Regions from separate parts of the Mus musculus genome. Here all the other regions are linked to region 2. Evidence: chromatin loops called from intact Hi-C (ENCODE). Cell type or tissue: gastrocnemius. All regions are shown on one strand. Each heading gives the region's core, and the rest is flanking DNA. Links, peaks and the distances in the headings are about the cores only. Region 1 has its middle 34 kb from the start of Gm24472. Region 2 holds the start of Kirrel (kirre like nephrin family adhesion molecule 1). Region 3 overlaps Kirrel (kirre like nephrin family adhesion molecule 1).

What was found. Hi-C counts contacts between places; a loop is a spot of excess contacts. Peaks named below come from ENCODE experiments on the same cell type or tissue, not always from the same donor. Only the 100,000 strongest peaks of a DNase experiment are listed, where the experiment ranks them.
Region 1: a loop joins it to region 2, with 6 times the contacts of the local background. A loop is called at or near these places in 18 of 42 quality-filtered maps.
Region 3: it touches region 2 in a loop (10-fold over the local background); 30 of 42 quality-filtered maps call a loop at or near these places.

The regions. Positions count from the first base shown.
Region 1 is chr3:87,029,551-87,036,814 of GRCm38, forward strand. No RefSeq gene overlaps it. Among named protein-coding and RNA genes, the nearest start is that of Gm24472, 34 kb to the right of the region's middle. In gastrocnemius, for the core only: CTCF peaks have their summits at 1,488 (motif pointing right) and 4,035 (motif pointing right); DNase peaks (open chromatin) are centred at 1,497 and 4,034.
Region 2 is chr3:87,171,486-87,178,749 of GRCm38, forward strand. Kirrel (kirre like nephrin family adhesion molecule 1) reads right to left here and starts at 3,052. Exons shown (of 16, transcript NM_001170985.2): 1 at 2,911-3,052. In gastrocnemius, for the core only: CTCF peaks have their summits at 3,292 (motif pointing left), 3,500 and 4,265 (motif pointing left); DNase peaks (open chromatin) are centred at 3,203 and 4,257; H3K4me3 peaks cover 2,717 bases; H3K27ac peaks cover 2,739 bases.
Region 3 is chr3:87,086,316-87,093,579 of GRCm38, forward strand. It overlaps Kirrel (kirre like nephrin family adhesion molecule 1), which reads right to left. Exons shown (of 16, transcript NM_001170985.2): 5 at 5,790-5,947; 6 at 4,143-4,293; 7 at 3,481-3,586; 8 at 3,167-3,315; 9 at 2,836-2,963; 10 at 2,044-2,170; 11 at 1,851-1,951; 12 at 67-265. Among named protein-coding and RNA genes, the nearest start is that of Gm24472, 23 kb to the left of the region's middle. In gastrocnemius, for the core only: a CTCF peak has its summit at 3,811 (motif pointing right); a DNase peak (open chromatin) is centred at 3,818.

The sequences.
Region 1 (7,264 bases), core at 1,228-6,227, 140 kb before region 2:
CCTTTACCGCCACACTCACATGCACGTTACCCCAGTCATTTCCAACCAAGAGCTCTTCCCTTAAAAACTGTCTGCTTTTACTTAGTTCTCAGGGTTGTGCTCAGCCCAGTGGGAATACAGGTGCCTTGTGGGTTCTGGGCTGTGCACTCTGCATCTCAAAGGGAAAGTCGTTCTTTCACTTCACCTTGGCCCCTTGGGACAGAGAGGGTGGTGTTCGTCCCTTCCACCAACGGGAGATCACTTTAGTCAGGGCTCCTGCCAACTTTTTCCAGGACTGGTGACAGTGATGGTTTTTATAGGTGGATGAAGAGATAGAATTGAAAAGCCCTGTGGCCAAGGGGGAAGATATGCATTCACCACTGGCAGGCGAGGATCTGTTTAGCTTTCTTCCAGAGCTGACTCCCCCATGACTTCTCAGGCTAGCTTTCCTACCTCGGAAGGAGTGGGGATAAGAACCATGTATACTGGTGGGTGTGGTTTCTAGACATCACTCCACAATAAGTCTGTACAGGCATCGACACTCCTGTCTTCCCCTACACATTTCTTTTGGGCCTACAGATGCTCTTATTGTGCAATGTATCGAAGAGTCGGTGTCTTAGTTAGGGTTTTAATTACTGTGAAAAGACTCCATGACCAAGGCAACTATTATAAAGGAAAACATCTAATTGGGGCTGGCTTACAGTTTCAGAGGTTCACTCCACTATCATCATGGTGGGAAGCACTACCGTGTCCAGGCAAACATGGTGCTGGAGAAGGAGCTGAGAGTTCTACATCTTGGTCCAAAGGCATCAGAAAGAGACTGTGTCCTACCCTGGGCAGAGCCTGAACATAGGAGACCTCAAAGCCCACCTACAGGGTGACACACTTCCTCCATCAAGGCCATGCCTAGTCCAATGAGTATAGTGCCACTCCCCATGGGCCAAGCATTCAAACCCATGAGTCTGTAGGGGCTTTACCTATTCAAACTACCACAGAGCATATAAAAGGATTCTAAGATGTAGAAGAATCATGGGAGGAAGTAATGCACGTGCTGAGAGATACAGGATAAGTGGGGCATGAAGCAGATGATCTGTGGGCGTGGTGGCAGGAACAGGTAACAGGTAACAGGGTAACGGGGTCACAGCAGAAAAGAGAAAGATAGTTAGCAGCTCTGTGCCTCAGAAAGTGACTGTGACAACAGCAAGGGCTGGAAAACCCCGTGGGCACTGACAAGCAAAGGAAGAGCAGCACTGGGAACGGCAGATCTCTGAAGTGTTTCGGGAAGTGTATCCCTTCGTTTATTAACGATGTGAGTGACTTAACTCCAGACCTGGCAGTTCCGTAACTTCCAGGGACAATAATCCATCGTCCCACAATACAGCTTAGCCACCTTCTTCTATACTCAAGGACGTCCACAAACTCCCTCATTCCTTTTGCACCCTGTATTCCCCTCAATGTCCATCATTTGGAGCTAAATGACAAGGCAGACAGGCTGCATTGTAAGCGTATGGACAGCAGGTGGCAGCAAAGGTCAGTTAGCATAGTCCTTGTATAGCAGCTGGTAGCCAAGTGCTCCCTTGTGAAATCAAGTTGCCCATGTAAGTCAGTCCCTATGCCCATCTGACACATACAGTTTTGGAATTGTAAAAATATTACACCTCAATTCTGTGTTGGCTCTTGAGTGTGGTCTCGACTCTAACGACAGGGCATTATTGGCACTATAGAGCTAAAGCGGAGGCCTAGAGCATTGGAGAGGCCAGTCATAAACTCAGACACTCCCATCAAAGCCCAGCATACTTTCTTCTGCCACACTGCGTTGCTCACTCTCTGTAGAAGATACTCCTTGGTTGAAGGAAGCTCTCTCTCTCTCTCTCTCTCTCTCTCTCTCTCTCTCAGTGCATGCGGTGTTCTCTACTGGGGATTGAGCAGAGAGTCCCTGACTCGGTGTTCTGCACCTGTCTCTGCTGCCTTTTCTGCGGCTTCTTCTTACCACCCTCAGCTCCAAGTGCAGCCTTAGATCCTGCACCTATGAGGATGAGCCACCAGGTACCAGCTACCACAACACCCAGTGTCTTGTGGTCATACAAAAACCAAGAATGTGACATTGCTCCTTCCTTCAGGAAGCTTCAGTACAGAGGTGGAGAAGAATCTCCCGTGGATGTCTCCAAAAAAGCCAAAGAATGTATCCTCAAAGATGCCTGTCTAATCTGAAACTAAAGAGGCTCTGTGGCTAGACTCATCAGGCCTGGCTTCTTAAAGCAGGTACAATGCTATGACAACTGACAGCTGGACTGAGGATTGCAGGGCACTGGGGCCGTGATGAGGGGAGACAACCAACTGTACTCAGAGGAATGCTGGGTTTAGAAAAGAATGCTCATGGGTGGTAAACAGCCTTGAATGCCCAGCTAGGGTATTCACTCCCAATAAAGAGAAAGGCAGGGAAGTTTTTAGAAGGGAAACGACAAGCAAAACTCTCTAAACTAACCTAGTACAGTGAACACAGCATGAGTCAGAGTGCACTCAAACTGAGGAAAGACGTTAAACTGTCAGATAAAACACTTTCCAGGGGATGAAGTTGATGACACCGTTGGCAGGACACTTGCAAACATGAGACCCTTAGACTGAGTCCCCCAAACCCACATAAAACACTTCACGATGGTTGCCCAAGAAATTAGGCCAACAATTAAAAAGTGGTCCTCATAAAGTGGAAAAGCACTTGTCCAACAAAGAAAATGAAGAAATGAACGAAGAGGCACAGTACAGGAGGGGAGAAAAGACTGCTGGTTATATGTCTGAGAGAGTATTAATGTCTAGAATATATAAAAAACAAGCAATCAAATTTAAAATAAGTTATAAAATTTCTCAAAAGAAATATAAATGATTAATAAACATTTCTTATTAAGTGATCAACATCTTTAAGACATCAAAGAAATAGCTAATTTTTTAAATTAGCAAAACTAATTTAAGATGTTTGTCTTAAGCTGAGGTATCGCATGCCTTTGATCCCGGAGGGGCAGGTAGATCTCTGAGTTTGAGGCCAGTCTAAGCTACAGTGTGAGTTCTAGGACAGCCGGGGCTACATTGAGAAACCCTGCCTTGGGGGGAAAACAGTTTTTGTCACCCCAGGAAGCATGGCCTTTATTAAGAAAACAACGGCTTCAATGATGGTGAGTCTGTGAAGCAGGAGTGCCCTATTCACTGTTGATGGGGGTATAAGCTGATGGAGCCACAATGAAAGTCAGCGTAGTACCTCAAAAACCAGAAATAGATCTGCCAGACAGTCCACTGGGCATATACCTGAAAGACTGCGAGTGAGAATTCAGGCTCAGGAAGACTTAGACTTGACTTTTTAGATAGGTGAGTTAAGTTGGAGTGTCAGTAGAAACTAGGCAGCCAGAAAGACCCATGAGAAAGGGTAGGTCCTGAGGACAGCGACAGGAAAACTCATGTGATTATAAATGAGAAGAAGAAGCCTGGCAAGGGGGCCTTGGCTCACTCCCAGTCTCTCTGCCCTGGCTGCAGCGTGGGTTTCTTGGGGTGGGGGTGGCTATGTTAAATGATGACAAAGCAAGGTGAGGCCTCTAGTGAACTTGGGATTGGTGGAGCTGTCTTCTCAAAAGGATGCAGAGTAGAAAGAGAGCGTGCTCTGGTCTTGCTCCATTTAGGGGGAGGGAGTGTGTTTTCTCAATGCTCCAAAACACTGACGCTCAAGAGCTGTGGACTTGGGCTAGACTGATGGACCAGCTGTAAAACGCTTGCCCCTTCAGCACAAAGACCTTCACTATGATCCCATGTTAAAAGCCAGGCACACAATTTACAATCCCAGCACAGGAAAGGGAGAAATCAGCAAGTCCCTGATGCTCAGTGGCGAGTCAACCTAGCTGAACCAAAGAGCTCCATGTTCCCTGGGGAGGCCTTGTCTTAAGAACTTGCACCGGAGAACTGCCAGTGCTGATTCCCCTGTCTTAAGGACCCTGGACAGTGAGTGAGGCTCCTAGCCTTGTCACAGTAAGCAGCTGAGAGCTAAGAAATGTCAGCCCTGCTGTAGTTCACGTCTCCGGCCACCAGAGGGCGGAAATAGCCCAATATTAGAAAAGCAGAGGGAACCGCTTATTGAATGTTCTAGAACTGGAGACATCTCTTGAGGAAATACTTCCCTCAAGCCATGACATTTCCCAACTCTGAGAAAGGGTCGTTGGCTTGACAACAGGATGGCGACTCCCTGTCCAAGAGGAAAAAAATCTCCCTGAAGAGGCCCCCACAACCAGCTTCCCTTTAAACAGGAAGGATTTCAGTATGGCCCGGACTCTCCCGTCCTCTGTCACAGTTGCTGTTTCCCTGAAAAACTCCATTTTAACTTTAAGGCACTGGGAGGGTCAGAAGATGCGCTTGTTGGTCCTAGTTCCCTGCGTTAGTGAGCCTCGGCTTTCTCATGTGTGAAGTGAAGAGGAAAATACATACCCACCTTATAGTACTAAGAAGATATAGAAGATTCCTGTGAGGGCATGCGTACTGTGTTCTGCCTCTCCACCCAGGGGGAGGCAGAACGAAGTCTGGAGCGGAGGTTCACAGTCTGTGTTCTCCTTCTCTAGACCTGAAAGGGAAACAGCGAAGTCTGGAGTGTGGTTCCTTGGCTCCTCTCTGGGTTCCTGGGTAAGGAAATGGGGGTGGGGGCTGGGGAATGTGGGGAGTGTGGTGTGGTGTGGTGTGGTGAGGTGGGGGTGAGGGGGTGAGGTCCTCATGTCTACCTTTCCCCTGGGGCTTGAGGAGCCAGAGATGATTGGAACCTGGTCTGATTGGGAGTCAGGGCCTGGTGCACCAAAGAGGCTGGAGAAGAGAAAGCCTGCCTTCCTTCCTTCCTTCCTTCCTTCCTTCCTTCCTTCCTTCCTTCCTTCCTTCCTTCCTGCCGCAGACCCTCTGGGCCCCTTTGTCTGCGTGGAATGGGTCTTTAGTCGCGGGTGGGCAAAGCGTCGGATGAATGACAAACAGACGCACACAGGAGAGGTTGTGTAGAATCTGAATGTAATTTGTCAAATCGAGCATCAAACTTTTTATACAGAAGACAATAAGGAAATTGGGTGACATACCCGCATGGTACAAAGAGGTTACTGGATTCTTACATAAAACAGAGGAATGCAAACACAGAAGGTCTAACAGGAACCACCTGGGATAGAATTCATTGTTAACAACTGGAATCAACAAGGGCTCCACCTAAGATTCACTTAATCTTAGAAGCCAGGGTCAAGGGCTTTGTGCCCTTGCCATAGTTCCTATTTTAATCTATTGTATAGTCCACCTTCCCCCTAGGCCATTGTAAATACGTGTGTATGGGTGTAACTCAGCTATAGTTCTAAGTATCTATTCTGGTTTCTCCTTAGGTCTGAAACTTCCTTCTTCCTAGGTGATGGTAAATTCCTGTGTAGGGCAGTGACCTCGCTTTTATTCAAAGTGATAGTGTAGTACCAGAGGCTATTCTGAATGTCACTGAATTCCCATGGTCTGCTCAAGGACTTTCTAGGACTGTTGGAACACTGGTGAAGGCTTTAGCTATGTCAGAATTCAATCTTAAAAAGCACTTATAATAGGATAATACTAAAAGAGAGCACATGGATCCGTACACTAGACTAACGCGGGAATGGAAAATTAATGTATGGGTTAGAGAGAACACCAGACTCCAGGAGTGAGTTTCCGTGAAACTCTTCTGCCTCATGAGTAGCTTCCAGGCCTCAGCCTGTCAAGCTGACTTGACCAGAGTGCGTGGCATCTTGGAGTGTAAGGCATAGCTCTTTAGTTGAAGGCCTTTCCCGATGCGATCCTTCATAAAGCAGGTCTCTGAGATGATCCTTGCTTATTCGTATTGCTTTATTTTTATGGTGGATGTGAACACATATGCTTTATTTGGGGGTAAACCAGGGATTAAATACCTTTTGTGGGAAGGAATAACCAAGAGGAGAAGTTCATTGGCTGAAGGCTTAAGGCTGTCTTGATATCTCATTAGTGTGGAGACAAACTCAAGGTGTTACATTACCTGACTGTGCGTGGTCCTCCCAGTGGGATGTCGTGGCTCCGTGTCCCACAGCAGGTACAGGACAGGTAGGAAGCTGTTCTACCCCTACCAGTCTCACATCTCTGAGATTCCCAGGGTTTGCCCGCTCAACCTTGCCAGTTCTTATGTCTGTCTGGTAACACAGTCCCCCATGCCCTACAGAGGTGTCCTCTTTTAATTCTTGTTCTTAATAGCTAGTAGAAAAATTCTTGTTAAGTTAGGTAAAAAAATATAAAAGTCTGGGCCACACTGCAAACGGACAGTGCTGGAGCAGGGGCAAGCTCCCTGGAGTGATAAGGATCTTTGACTTAGTGGACGCCTGATCTAAAGAAGCTGGCTCTGAAAGACACATGTACTTTACTGTCTGTGTCAATTAAAGCCACGTAATAACATGGAGTTTGCAAAGGGACTCCTCCTGAGGGCAGACAGACGTCTCTTCTGCCAGTGGCCTGAGAGAGGAACTTGCAGGCCTCAAGTATGTCATAGGTACAGCCAGGTCCACATCTGAGACTTGGTGTTTTTCTCCCCTAGGAAATCCCAGAAGACCCCACCTCAGTTCTCAGTAGGAGGATTGAGTATGGAAGTACAGAACTGTATAGCTGTCTGACAAGAGCTTTGCACATTCCAGTCTGTCAATGCTGCAGAAGAAGGTCCTGCTACCTCGACTCCTATAAATACCAACAGTTTTATCCTATCCTTACTGAAAGTTAACCAGCCTTTCCCTTCCACGTGCAGATACATAACTTACTTGAGCTTCTGATCTCTTCCTTGCCCATAGGGAAACCTGCCCAAGCAGTCTCTGGAAGACTGTGTGTGTGTGTGTGTGTGTGTGTGTGTGTGTAGAGAAGCTGGGGACTACCCAAGAAGTGCTAGAGAAAGGCAGACTGGAGTGTCTGTCCAGAGAAGAGGTCATTTGGCAGCAGAGCAGAGGACTTGCCAGGCTTCAGCTTTCTCTGCCTCAAGTCTCCTGGCCCAGCTTTATAAAACACCTTGTATATTTCAGAACTCCTAGGTAGACTCAGGGAAAAGCAGGCATCTGTACTGTCAAACCCTGTGTCTAAGGGAAGGCTTATTTCATCTCCTCAACTGCCCACCCCTAAACTGCACTTTTAAAATTCATCTAGAAGCGTATTTAGGCCCACCGCTTCTTCTGTTGACCTGGGATTCATAGTCATGGTTTGTAGGTCTGAGAGCTTGGATGGAGACTCGCTGCACATGCTCTAGCTTCTAAGTGAATTT
Region 2 (7,264 bases), core at 1,391-6,390:
ACCCAATGGTAATAAGGAGCAAGGGTTGGAAGAACTGACTGCCCCCTCCTTCCTGCCCTGCCTGAGTGTTGCAGATGCCTGCCTGTGGCTCCCAGTACTTGCTTCACGGCCCCCTTTGCGTTCCAGTAGAAGGCTGAAGATGGAATCCAATCAAAGTCAAAGGAAGACCTGATAGCTTGGTTTCTGCCCCCTTCCCCTACATCTACCCCAGCTCCATACCCAGCTTTGGGCAGAAGTAGGACATCGGAGTGCGTGGCACGCATATGTGTGCAGAACAGAGCTGTAGAATCAGACTCACAGTTCTCTGCCAGGATATAACTGTGCACAGGGAGCGAAATGCTGGAAACATAGGAGGCCCTTGGGCCTCTTTGTTTTACCCCTTAGTCTCCTTGGAGCAAAGGCAGAACAGACAGGAGGAGCTTGGGGTGAGGGGGTGCCAGAGGACGAGATTTTCCTCCTATAGCCAGAGCCACCAGCCTCAGGAGGCAGCTCCCACGGGGACCATCCTGTCAGCCCACATTGCTCTGATTAACTACAATCCTTCCTTTTCAATTTCTCCTCCCTGAGACTAGGGAGGGAGAAAAATCTCCTAGAAAATGAATAAATATTTCAATTTTCAGCGCAATCAGTCTGGGGAGCTGGGGCGTGATGGACGAGGCAGCGGGGGAGGGGGAAGATAATGGTTTTCATTTAGATAAGATACAGAAAATTATTTAGTAAAAAATGAAGATAGATGAAACCCATCGAAAGTCTTTAGAATACGGCTGTTATTTCTCAGCGAGGCTGAATTTCCCCTTCCCGGCTCTTCTCTGTTCTCAGTTTTGCTGCTCCTCAGACTACCTCTCCTCGTCCTCACTTCCCACTACCATCCCTCCTCCTCCAGCTCACAGCCAACCACCCTGTGTACTCTCCCTGCCTCGTCCTCAGCTTGCCAGTGTCCCCATGTCCCCATTTCTCCCCTAAGGGTCTCCTCCCCAACCCTCCGCCGAGGAGCGAGCGGCTCTCCTGACTCCCCTCTCTCCCTTTGCTTTCCTCCCCAAACACACATCTGCACCCCTCTGCAGTTCTGGCTTTCACCTCTGATAAGAGTCAAGTAGGCTGGGATTCGGTTGCCTTCCCTAGCCACACCCACCCACAATGATGGACAGGTACTCGGCAAGCATTTTTTTCCCTGACCTCCAGTCAGCCGGGATTCAAGCTACATGTCTCTCATGTTTGCTAACTGCAGCTTCTGTTTCTTAAAGCTCGTTCTACTTGGTTGGAATATGAGGGCTGCAAGAGAGGGGCAGAGAGATGCCTGCTTCTGACACCTATCAGAACTGACACAGCTGCCCCTCGACCGGCCATGCTCTTCCCCTCCCCCTCTCCAGCAACCTGGCTTGAACAAAGTCAGAACTTAACTTATCTTCCCAACTTTCTGACAAGTGGCCAACCTGAAACCAGGCCTTCTTTTCTCCCTCCCCCTAACTCGACTCCTGCTCTCACACAGCGGATGTGCGCCTTCTCATGTTCTAAGAGGGTCCTGAGGCTCCAGGGAGGGAAAGGGAATTGAGACCCCTAAGCTAAGCCAAGCTTTGCCTTCCGAGCTGGAGGAGAGAGGGCTAGCAAAGGGGAGGGGGGTCCAGTGGAGCACCCCACCCCCTACACACACACACACACACACACACACACACACACACACCATTCAGGAGAGGAAGAGAGCTGGCCAATGCCTGGGGCTCTTTCCATTCTGCGGCTTCTCTCTTTCCAGATCACTCACCCACCCCAGTGAGAGACCACCTCCTCCATTTTGAAGACTGTAACATCTCTGTAGGCGCCTGCCTATAAGAATGTCTGCCCCAAGTTTCTTTGTTTGCTCCATGGCTGGGGTGTGTGGAAGCAATTCTGTGTGAGTGAGTGCTATGTCCTTTGAATGTAGGAAACATGTATGTACAGTTTAAGTTTGATGCCAGGGTATAACTAGGCAAGTGTGTGTCAGCTTAGAAGAGGAATCTTCCTTCTTCAGAGGTGTCAATCAGTGTCTTTGTGTATGTGTCTGTCTCCATGTGTGTGTGTGTGTGGGTGGTGGGGGGGTCTCCTTAGGTGAGTAGTCTGTCTCCATGTCTCTGTTGGAAGCTATCTGTGTGTCTGATTTCTGTGCTCCAGTTCAGGCGAGGGGCTCGACAGTGTTAAATCTTCCTTGGAGTCAGTCTCAGGAGGCAAAAGCCTTTTCCTGCAGACCCCAGGCCTGGCTGGGGTTTGGACCCTTGGTTCCTTCACGTGCATCCAGCCCAGTGTACCTGAATGCACTCATCTCTCTCCCACTCTTCCTACCAGCTCTGCCCAGCTAGTTCCAAAGGAGCCTCAGAAACCTGCACTTTTCTGACCCGAAGTGAGTGCCTGGCTCAGTCAACTCCCCTTCCCCTGAACCCAGACAACCCTGGTATCTAGACTTCTATCTCCCACCCACAACCTCCAGGGCGGGGGACCGAATATAGCCTTCCTTTGAGGGGCAGCCCCAAGCAGTATGCAGCCGCACATCAGATGAAGGTGACTGTAGGCTGGATTGGGGTAGCAGGATCCCTCAGCCTCATCTTAGGAAGCCTGCGTCTGTGTTTTCCACGCACTCCGCCCCCCAAATCTGAAATCAAATCCCATCTCCTCCCAGCCTTTCTCTTGCCCAGGACCCAGTAGTCCGGCCCTGGGCCCAGGAAGTGGAGGGATGGAGGAAGGACCGCCAGGAACTGGAGGAAAGACTTTGAGCACTCCGATCCCTTTTCTACTCGGATCTCGGCTTTTGCGACCTAAGTTCTCTGTTCTCCCGCGCAGCCAGAGGAAGCAAGTTGGGCCGCTTCACCAAGAACTCCTCGGTGTTCTCCCGGAAACTCCACGCCCGTTCCCTGGACTCCCTAGCCCGCGGCTGGGGCTTACCTTGTGAGAAAGTGTTGTAGAGAGTGAGGATCCAGATGAGGAGGCTCAGCATGCTGTCCGCCCGCCGCTGGGCCCCAGTCGGCGCGAGCGGGGCCGCCGCTGGCTCTCTCTCCTCCCTCCCGCCCTTGCACACAAGGCGCACACTCGCTTGCCTCTCTAGCCGCCGGCTCGCTCCCCTGGCCCCTCCTCTCGTCCCGCGCCCCCTAATAATTTCTGCCCTCCGGCTTTATCTCTCGGGGCCTCTCTCAACCTCCGCGCCGCGCGCTCTCTCTCCCTCTCCCTCTCTTCCCTCCCCGGCTCCCTCCCTCTCTTCCTGACGTCTGCTCTCCCTCCGACGGCGCCTCCCTCCACTGCCCTCCCCTGGTCCCCCAACGCGCGCGCACACACTCGCTCCGCTCGCTGGAACCGAGATGGGAGGAGAGCAAAGAGAAAGGAATTGAGGGCAGAGGCAAGGGGTGGGGAGGGGTGGGGAGAACGAGGCGTCGCAGGCTCTGGAGCAAGGACCGCTGGGTCCTGGCCCACCAGTGCTTGGTGCGAGACCTACTTTTACCCCCAGTGGTGTAACTGAGCCGGGCATGGGGTGGCAGCCAGGACTGAGGACGAACCTTCATCAATTTGGATGACTGTGTTAGGAGGGGTGTGCTTCTTATGCGTCTGGGGGATGGGGGTGTAAAAGCTTTAAGATCTCTTCTTCGTTTTAATCCCAAACCCCAGAATCTAACCCTAGATGCCTAAATTAAGAATTCTCAATTAACTCGAGAGTGTTGGAGAGGGAGAAGCTCTTCTTGCCTACAAATCTCAGGCTGGAGAAATCTTGACTGTCTTTGAGCCCCTTCTGAGGGCTTCAGCCAGCCACATTGAGGCCCGCCTCAGCGCTGGAGTCCGTAGCAGCCATGAAGAGGCGCAGTTAACTCTTCCTTTGTTCACCCCAGACATTTATCTATCCGGAGGGAAAACCAAAGAACTCGGTGGCTTTCTCTTGTGCCTCCCCGAAGGCTTGCTACAGAAGGCAGCCACTGATCGATCTCTAAGCACTCAGGAACTTGAGGTGCACTGGGGTGAAGACATGGAGAATCGAAATAGAAGTGCATTCGGGTGGGTTCTCCAGTCCAGAACCCAGTGTAGTAGCCACCTCCTCTCCCAATCCCTAAATACATCCTTCTGCTCACTGGGCTGCTGAGTGTGGGAGAAATAATAGAAACACAGGAATTGCACAACTTTGCAATTACGCCCATCTGGAGAGGCCTCCACCTCTTCCTTCTCATATTCTAGATCTCCTGAGTCCCTAAAAGCTCCTGGCCAAGATAGCTTTATCTTCAGGCTTGGAACTAAGGCACACAGCTCTAGTGCCCTCTGCTGATATGAGATGGGCACAGTTTCCTCAAAAAATCTTGACAGTTAGATTGAGTGAGTGGTCCAGACGCAATCTGGAACAATTAGAGGGCACAGAAACAAAGTCAAAACTAGCCAGCTAACCAGTCAACCAACCAAACTAACAAACGACCCATAAGTTCATATTCAAAAGCATAATATGACTCAGAGTTCTCTTTATGTTAAAAATATTTGCAAGCATAGACAAAAACCAAAATTTTAAGACAGGGATATCTAATCCAGAGATTAAGAATACCACCCCACACAGAGACAAGCATCCATACAAACACATGCACTCAGACATGTTAGGGTTTTTAGTTTATTCATCAACTGATCATTCAACAGGTATTGCTTTGGTACTTGATATGGTCCAGTCACAAAACCAGTCAGATTATAAATGAATGAATGAATGAATGAATGAATGAATGAATGAATGAATGAATGAATGAATCCGAGTATAGTGGTGCATGTCTGTAACGCTAGCTCAGGAGACAATGGCGGAGAACTGGCTGGGCATCATGATTCACACCTTTAGTCCCAGTACTTGGGAAGGAGGAGGCAGGCTTATCTCTGTGAGTAAAGGCCAACCCGGTCCTTTTAGGAAGATCCAGGACAGCCAGGGCTAAAATGAAAGCCTGTCTTAAAACAACAGCAGCAACAACAAAACACACAAACAACAAAACCAAATGTAATTGTAAGTTCAAGAAAAACCCAGGAACTCAGCCTATATAATAACACCCTGAATACACACAAGTTCCTTCCTTTTAAAGGTTCACTCAAAGAGAGGGGTGGGGAGATTGGTCTGTGGGAAGTATAACGTACTAGATTATGTTTAATGTTACGGGTAACAAAACAAAATACAGGAATAAAGAAGGAAGAAAGGGGCAGCTTTTCCTATAACTGGTCAAGGAAAGCTGTCCTCTTTGACATTGAGTATGAACTTATGGGTCGTTTGTTAGTTTGGTTGGTTGATTGGTTAGTTGGTTAGTTTTGACTGTGTTTCTGTGCCCTCTAGTTCCAGATTGCGTCTGGACCACTCACTCAATCTAACTGTGAGCATTTGACATTCACCTCTGCAGGCATTTGAGGACAGGACATAGCAAATAGACGGGCACAGATGACGTTTCTCTGGTCAGGGAATTCTGGGAGTGAGACAGCCTTTCCCCTTTATTCTGAATGAGTACACACTAGAAGGGGACCCTGAAACACAGACAAAGAAAATGCCAGGAGGACCAACACTCCCAGCAGCCAGAGGACTCTTCCCTATGCCTTAGCTGGCCTCCTCCTCTCCCTTTAAATACAAAACTTCACCAGCTCATCCTGAAAGACTTTCTTTCCTCTCCAGACTCCTACAAGCTACTCAGGATCACAGGTCCTAAATTCCTACGCCCCTTTGCCTAACAGTCTCCAACACCAGATGTGTTAGGGTCTCCTGATAGACTTTTCCAGAACAGCTCTGAAAGGATGGGTTGTTCTGGGGGATGTTTCAAAGCATCATCTAGCATTACTAGTTTCAATTCACTCCCAGAATTCCCTGACCTGAGGAACTTCATCTGTGCCTGTCTGTTTGCTATATTCTGTCCTCAGATGCCTGCAGAGGTGAATCTCAAATGCTACCCCATGTGAGCGAGCAACTGGGGCTGAGAAAACTCTTGTTTTCCAGGCTCTGCTCCCGGCATGCTTGCCCATCCCTAGCATGCATCTGCACTCTTCTGTCTACTAACAGACCTGTGAGTAAGATCTGTCCCTTACCCTCTTCCCAGGCTACCCCAGTAAAGCTTCCCAGGTTTTCTCCATTTTCATCTCTCTAATACCAACGCTCATCCAGTTAGCTGAGTCTCCTGGAGTCTCATCACCTACCTTTCTTCAAAAGAGGCGTCCTGAGACTGAGTCTTCCAGTATCCAAGAGGTCCTATGAAGAGAAACCTAGCGTGTCCCAATATACTACATATACTTCTTCCTTAGTAGGACATGTGCCTCCTCATTAGACCTTGAGTTCCTTGAAGGCAAGGACTGTCTATGTCTCTTTGGTCGAGAACTTCTGAGAGTGAAGAAGCTGGCCATCTATTTTAACCACTGAGGTAGCAGCATAGTTGAAAGTAGAAAATCAGATGCTGAGCCAGAGAGAGTGGAAGATTCTCTCCCTGATGTTTACTACAGAAGAGAGAGAGAAAGAAAGAAAGAAAGAAAGAAAGAAAGAAAGAAAGAAAGAAAGAAAGAAAGAAAGAAAGAAAGGAAGGAAGGAAGGAAGGAAGAAAGGAAGAAAGAAAGGAAGAAAGAAAGAAAGGAAGGAAGGAAGGAAGGAAGGAAGGAAGGAAGGAAGGAAGAAAGGAAGAAAGAAAGGAAGGAAGGAAGGAAGGAAGGAAGGAAGGAAGGAAGGAAGGAAGAAAGGAAGAAAGAAAGAAAGAAAGAAAGAAAGAAAGAAAGAAAGAAAGAAAGAAAGGAAGGAAGGAAGGAAGGAAGGAAGGAAGGAAGGAAGAAAGGAAGAAAGAGAGAGAGACTAAAATCTTCATTTTCCAGCCTGGAAAAAAAATCACGACTCTTCACACAGTGTTTTTTAACCTTCCTAGCGCTGTGACTTTTTAATACAGTTCCTCATGTTGTGGTGACCACCCCCAGCTGTAATATTATTTTTGTTTTTTGTTTTTCGAGACAGGGTTTTTCTGTGTAGCCCTGGCTGTCCTGGAACTCACTCTGTAGACCAGGCTGGCCTCGAACTCAGAAATCCGCCTGCCTTTGCCACCCAAGTGCTAGGATTAAAGGCGTGTGCCACCACGCCTGGCTTATTTTTGTTGCTACTTCATAACTGTAATTTTGTTGCTGTTATGAATTCTAATGTAAACATCTGATTTGTAAGATATCTGATGTGTGACCCCTGTGAAGGGATTGTTTGACACACCCCCCCCATACACACACACACAGGCTGAGAACCTCTGCTCTAACAGAATCTTCTACTGGTCCCTCAGGGTGATGGCGCCTCAGA
Region 3 (7,264 bases), core at 1,446-6,445, 85 kb before region 2:
CTTTGAACCTTGCTATAGAAAGAGAAGATGGAACTTCAGGCTATCCCGGCAGTTAGCGTGGCTGACCTCGCTCTTCCAGCTGGATGATGGCTGTGCCTGGTCCAAAGCTGTTCCAGGCAGTGCAGTTGTAGTGGGTCTGGAAGTCCGCCTCCATGACATTATTAATGGTGAGCGTGGACAGCACACCGCTGCCTGAGTTCGTCCTCTCCACGGTGTAGCGTTCCAGGGTCCCCACCTCGAGGAAGTTCTCCTTCCATGCCCATGCCTGGGATGGGGGAAGGCAGGAAGGATGTAAGAAAAGGATGCGTGGAAGAAGCTCATGCCCCAGGGAGACCCAACCCACTCTCAGGTAACCTCACCCAGCACATGTGTGGTCCTCAGGCCCTACATACCCTCATTCGGAAACAACCCAACACTGAACGTCTGCTCCACAAGTTGTGGCTCCCATACAGTAGACATCAGATTTATCTAGAGAGACTCTAAAAAACTGCATCCTTGAGGTTTATGTACCAAGTATGAATGTAAGGGAGAGGTCCAGCAATCAGCTTTTGCCGAGGTCCCGTGCTCTAAGTGTGACACTGGGTGGTATTTTGTGATGGGGAGGCAGCTGAGCTAATGAGCTGGTATTCGGATCTTGGATGTTGCTGGGAAGACTGGGTTGAGACTTGAGATCCCTGGGCTCCGTTTTCTATTCCTCTCACCCCAGAGCAACCATGAGGCCGTGATTTCCCTCTCAGGGCCTCATTGTCTTTATCTCCGCAATGGCAGATTCTGACCATGTGAGGCAATGCTCAGCCTCGTGATTCTAACCGCACCCAAGTCTATCTTACCAGCCTTACCATGAATCAACCCACAGAAACCTGCTAGGCTCTCTAGAGATGTATCTTAATTATGAGCCGGGAGTCAAGAGGCGGATCCCCAAGGCCTTCCGTCCCTGCCGTCCCAGTTGGGGCAGTCCTAACTGTGTGCTCTCATGGCATAAGGGAGGCTAAGGAAGAGGAGCAGCTGAGCTCTGGCTCCTTTCCAGGGATCAGTCCTCCCAGCTCGATGAGGCAAACCTCCCGGGAGCCAAACCGTCTTCTGCCTAGGCAGCTGTGGTAATGAAGTATCCCTGGGCAGCCCTGGAGTTAGCCAAATGGTCATTAAATGTGATGAGGGTTTTGATGGTTAGTGGCCACAGGAGGAATTAATTGTTTATGGTATAGGGGAGAGGAGAAAGGAATGAGGGATGGTCAGGGATTGTGGGAGGAAGGCAGGAGAAACGGGAGAAGAGCGGACAGGTGGGAGGGGGAGCAGAGGGGATGGAGGAAGGAGAGGGAGGTACGAAGAAAGACTGGAAGGTATTAGCAAGGGTGGAAGATGAGGGCAGAGGAAGGACCTTTGCAAGAAAGAAGCCTGACTCCAAGGAACTGCAGTAGGCTCATTCTTTCTTTCTCTTTTCTTTTCGAGACAGGGTTTCTCGGGTTTCTCTGTGTAGCCCTGGCTGTCCTGGAACTCACTCTGTAGACCAGGCTGGCCTCGAACTCAGAAATCCGCTGCCTCTGCCTCCCGAGTGCTTAGATTAAAGGTGTGCGCCACCACCACCCGGGGCCACTACTAGGTTCCTCACAACTGTGGCTGTAATGACTTTTATGAGGGGAGATGGCCTCCTTGTCACAGATGAGAAACTGGGGTTCAAACCACTAATCTGTTCATCATCACACAAGTAAGGGAGGAGGTCGTATTTGAACAGGTGAAATGGTACAGAAACTAAAAGGCGGAGGATTCTGAGAGTAGAAGAGGGTGGGGAGATGAAGCCGGGCAGATGGGACACACCAAGGGCTGCCTGCCCACGCCAACCCAGTACTCACAATTCGATCCGGAGGTGGGGTACTCCCGATAAAGCACTCCACCTTACCGCCATCACCTCTCACAGCAAACTGTACCGCCTCGCTGGAGATGATAGGAGGTCCTATAGGCAGGAAGACCCAGTCAGGCCGGTCAGATCTCAGGCCAACAGCTTCAGTGCTCTTTGGACAGGTCTCGGCCTCTTAAGGCACTCACCGTTTACATAAAGCGGTACCTCTCGCTCAGCCACTCCGATCCGAGGCACGATGGCCCGGCAGGTATAGGTGCCAGCATCTGCCTGGGTCACTGACTTCAGCAACAGTTGATTGCTGTTACTCAGGACCTGGGCAGAGAGATTAGCCTCGGGTGGGGAGCCAGGAAGCCTGGGCCCCTGGGTCGGTGAGGGCCCCCGCATTGGAGGCATGGGAAAGAAAGCATGAAGGGCCACAAGTGAATTCCCAGAAGGTAAATGGCTTCCTGAGTCAGGCTAAGACTCCCTAAGACTCTAAGCAGGCTGGCAATAAGCGCCTGCCCAAGTGCACAGGTGCCTGCTACGATAACTAAAAGGATACAGTCCTTTCTGATGATTCGTCCCTATGATTTTATTACCAAGCCAGGTAAGCCAGTTTAGTCTGAAATTTCCCTTTACAGTTCTGGCCCTAACTGTCAAATAGGAGTCGTTAGAACTGTGTACTTCAGCTTTCTTTGTGCGATTCCCTACCACCTCCGCATCATTAATGAATGCCCTAGATCTGACTACCACAGCAGCACCTCCCCCCCCCCTCCACTTCACCCTGAGTTCTATGCAAGTCCAAGGAGAAGAGGTATGGCTGACTGCAAGTACCCTCTTTCCTCCCAAACCCCAAGACCTAGAAATGGTCCAGTTTCGATGTGAAAGACCAACCCCATCCCTCCCGTTCTCTTCACTGCGCCAGCAAGTCTGTGCTCCACCCCCACCCCCCACCCCCACGCCCAGCGCTCAGAACAGGCAGGAAGAGAGAGGCTTACCATGTTTGAGTCCTTCTTGGTCCAGGTGAGGGTGAGGGGAGGATTCCCAACCCAGACACAGGTGAGGGTCACATCAGATCCAATGTCTGTGGTGGTGGGCTTTGGGTAAACTACAATCCGGGGGGCGACTGATGGGGAGAGAGGTGGCTGGTCAGAGTCTCAGGTGCCTGAGAATCATCAGCTCTGACTGGCTGTCTCTCTTCCTGACCCCTACCTCCCATGTTTACCCCTGTCTACCAGGTTAGTGGAGTTTTCGTCCCCTGTACCCCAGGACCTTCGAAGGGTCCTGCTCTCTGCCCCCTCCCCTGCTGCTCCCCTCCCAGCTACTCACAGTGAACATTCACTAAAGTGCTGACATTGGTGCTCCCGACTTTGTTATAAACCTCACAAGACACAGGCTCCGTGAAGAAGGAATAGTCAACGTTTGTCTCATAGCGACTCTCATGGGCGTCTTCAATCAAGAAGCCCCCTTTGGCCCACCTAGAGGATGAGGCCCAGGGATGGGAGATCAGAACCTGGGACTCTCTGTTATATTCAGGGACTCTGGTCTCCTCCGTAGCCCGCCCCCCACCCCACAACCACCTCAGTCCCAAGCACCTCTCCATTTATCAGGTGCATAGCACTCCCAAAACCCAATCCCCTCACCTGTAGCCCAAGATCTCTGGGTTGGCTGTGGCCTGGCATGTAAAAATGACACGCTCGCCTTCCAGCACTGTCTGGGGCTCGATGGACAGAGTCACTGTGGGAGGGTCTGCAAAGTACGGGATAGGAGGTCAGGGTCCTTTCTGTCCCCGAGTTTCTCCCTTTCCCTCTGTCACATGTGTATTCATACCACCTTGATGTGAAGTGAGAATTGAAGTTTACAAAATATCAGCTATCACCCTCACCCTTTCTACACAGAGTCTTTCCGGTGGCTCAGGCCAAGAATGATAGCAAGGGAATTATCCAGTGGATGTAATGACCTACTATGACCACTAGGTGGCACTGTGGGTTAGTTCAGCTTACTGTAAAGGGCCAGGGTAAGAGCATCCCTGACTAGGAGGAATGCATGGACATCTGGCAGGATGCTATGCTAGCCATGCTAGCCATGCTACATGCTCCTGTACCATAATGTCTTTAATACTCACAACTCAAGTAAGCAGGTACAATACTATACTCAATGCTCCACCCACCAACCATTATTGCCCATGGCTTAAACCAGGAAATGAGGGGAACATTAGTCCTGGACCCCTAGGCTCCTTCCTTATTCTGTACTTCTCAGGCTGCTATGTCCCCACTTCACGTAGCCTACCCAATGCCCTACTCACGGTGCACATCAAGCTCAATGGATGTCTCCTTGCCATTGGGGATGGCCTCATTCATACTGCGACAGGTGAATACGCGGCCAATGTCTAGGTCTGTGGGCTCAATGAGCAGTTGGCTGATTGTGGTCTCCCTTTTCCCATCCTTCAGCAGCTCCTGGGGGTGAGGGAAGATGGGAGTCAAGGCTAAAAGCCCCACCTCTGCTCTCAGAGACACCAAAGGGCAGACCTTTAAAGTGCATCTCCCTCCCTATTCCAACTTCATTGTAAAGTAGTTGGGTATTTTAAATAGCTTTCTGCAATTTACAGAAAAATCAAACAGAAAGGTAGTTTCTCCTCTCTACCACAGCTTCCCCCATTATTACATCTTACAGGAGTGTAGAAATCGTATTATAACAGATATTCTAATATTGATATCTTAAAACTAACTGAAGCCTGTGGTGCACACGAGCTTCCCTCTGTAGTGTTGAATTCCTGGAATTCTCTAAGCCCACAGTGAGTTTCTCCGCTTTTAGAAAGCCTTCTCAGGCCTGTCCAGACCTCTGGGCTCTCTCCTGCCTGAACCACTTACAGTGAGAGTGAGTGTCTTACACTTGGCCCTGGGTACCATGTGTTTCAGGGGTGGCTCTAAGGTCCTGGATTACTGAGACAGATTCATCAGCTCAGCATGCTGGCTCAGTGACACTGCAGTCATTTTCCATATTGTCACCCACCCACTTAAGGAAACCACACTGTGAACAAGAGCAAGGCCTTTCCTTCAGACAGCTATGTGTGCATCTCTAGGAGACCACAGCAGCACCTAACTGATGCAAAACACAGTGATATTTGGAATCACCAGTCTTAAGAGAATCAGCAAAAGACAGGAGCAGATAACAAATGCTATTAGCCCATCAACTTGTTTGGCTGCCAATATATTTTAAAACATGTATCCCCCAGGAGAAAAATAACAGTTTTTGATGGTTAAAAAAAAAAAAAAAGTTGGGCCCCATTGGGGTCAAATAATCATTTATGAAAGGGCAGAAGGAAGATATTTGTTCCAGGGCATGGAGGTCACTATGAGCTACAGCCAGAACCCAGGCCCCCCATCCTCACACTCTAGGACACACAGGTGGGCAGGTTCTCGTCCCACTGGGAAGTGGCTCTCACAGTGCCCAGCCCAGGGCAAGGTGCACAAACATGCTAGCCACTGCCATCAGCTTTGCTGTGTGACTCTGAGAATATGCACACAACCCTGGTTCCTGCAGCCTTTTGCCATTCTGACAGAGGACAGTAAAGGATCAATAGTGCAGCCGGACTCCAGTATCGAATGCCAACTTCGCTGCTTGCTCTCTGAGTGACATCCAGCTGGGCCCTTGCCTTCTCTGACCATCAACCTCCTCCTTTGTAAGTTGGAAGCAACACCTACTTTATGGGACTCTTCTGAGGTTTAAGAGAAATTGCCCATAACATGTCTACCAGGCATGGTACTTAGCAAAAAGGAAGTACTTATGGAAATGGCACAGTGAACCGGGGAGCCCATTTATCTCCTCTGGGCCTCAGTCGTCACAACTGTATGATAAAAGGGTCTTACCACATCTACCCGTGTAAGAGGGAAAGGAGAGACAATGAGAAGCTGGGGCTAAGAGGGGCCAGAGGGGGCAGGCAGGTCCTCACCGTGCTAGTCACAGCCCCCTCCTGCTGTGTCCCATCTCGGAACCAAATGATGGTGGCAGCAGGTTTGGCATTAAATGCTCTGCACGTGAGGTTGTAGGGGGTGCCTGCTTGCAGCAGAATCACCGGGCCCCCATCAATCCTTGTTTCCTCTGGAGGAACTGGAGGGAAGAGGAGAAGAAAATCAGCTCGGGATGCAGCGAACTGAGGCATCCTTCTGTCGGCGGGCATGTGTCCCCTCGGCAGGGCAATGCCGCCAGAGCCCCACTTACAATCACTCTACACAGTGCTCCCCGGGGAGAATTCACCCAGCTTGCGGGATACTCTCTCACAGCGGCTCCTATTGTTTGCTCTATACTCACCGCTGTTGCCCAGGAGAGTATAGAGGGCCACCTCAAGGTCTTGAGGTCAGATCATACCCTCGGGAAGGAAGGGTATCCTTACACCTAGCCCCATCCATCTGCCTGGAATGGCTGGATGGTCAACTCTATCTACCACACCTTCGCCAGGTTATTTCTTCATAGCAGTTAAGGGTGTGTTGTTCTCCTGCTCAAACACCTCCAGAGGCTGCAGCTGCCTATAGCATGGCTTCTCAGGTATCAGCCTCCTGTTTTAGGGTCCTCAAGCCCTGCAGACCCTTACCTCCTCGTTTAGCCTCTGCTGTTTCCTGCCCTCGCCCAGAGCTGCTGTTATCACCCTGGCCAAATCCTGGGGGATGCAGAAAGCTTCGTGTCCACCTGCGGCGGTACTGAGTGTTATCTGCCCACTGGCTACCCTTGGTGGTTGTCTCCCCTACTTCAATGCCCTGGGATAAGCAGGCCCAGGTCTTACTGGCATTTAAAAAGATTCTCCGCTGCCTAATGTATAGCTAAAACAGGCCTTTGCTGTGTGCTTAAGCACCTGAGTTGGCGATACATGTGGTTTTAAGAAGTAAGGTGCCTTTTCTAATACCATTGCCACAGACTTCTAAATGTTAAGGTGAGCCAAACCCTGTGTTTCCCAAGGCCAAGAGTCTTAAAGTTCCCCTAGGATAAGAGTTCCTCTTTTTTAATAAAATATTTATTTATTCACTTAATTAACTTGAGAGAGAGAGACTCATTATGTAGTCTAGGCCTGCACCGAATTCATCTTTTTTTTTTTTCCCTGAGAAAAACAAGACTAGGGAGACTGAGAAGAAAGTTCTAGAGGAGACCCTTGATGGGAGATCTCAGGAGGTCCACGGAGCTGGAGGCAGACAGGGCTGTCCCGGCGTGGGTGAAATGAAGGTTTCTGAGCCGGAGGTACAGTTGCTGACACAGCGTTCTGTTCAATTTGTACATGTGGAGTGGCAGAGTGGAAAAGAGGGTGGAATTTAGATCAGTGCCCTTCAGATCCCGGCCCCTCCCTTACTGTCACGTGGTCTTGGTTGAGCCCCCTGAAGGCCCTGAGCCTGTTTGTCCCTCAGAGGCCCTAACAAGGTCTCCTCACCGAGCCAGTGT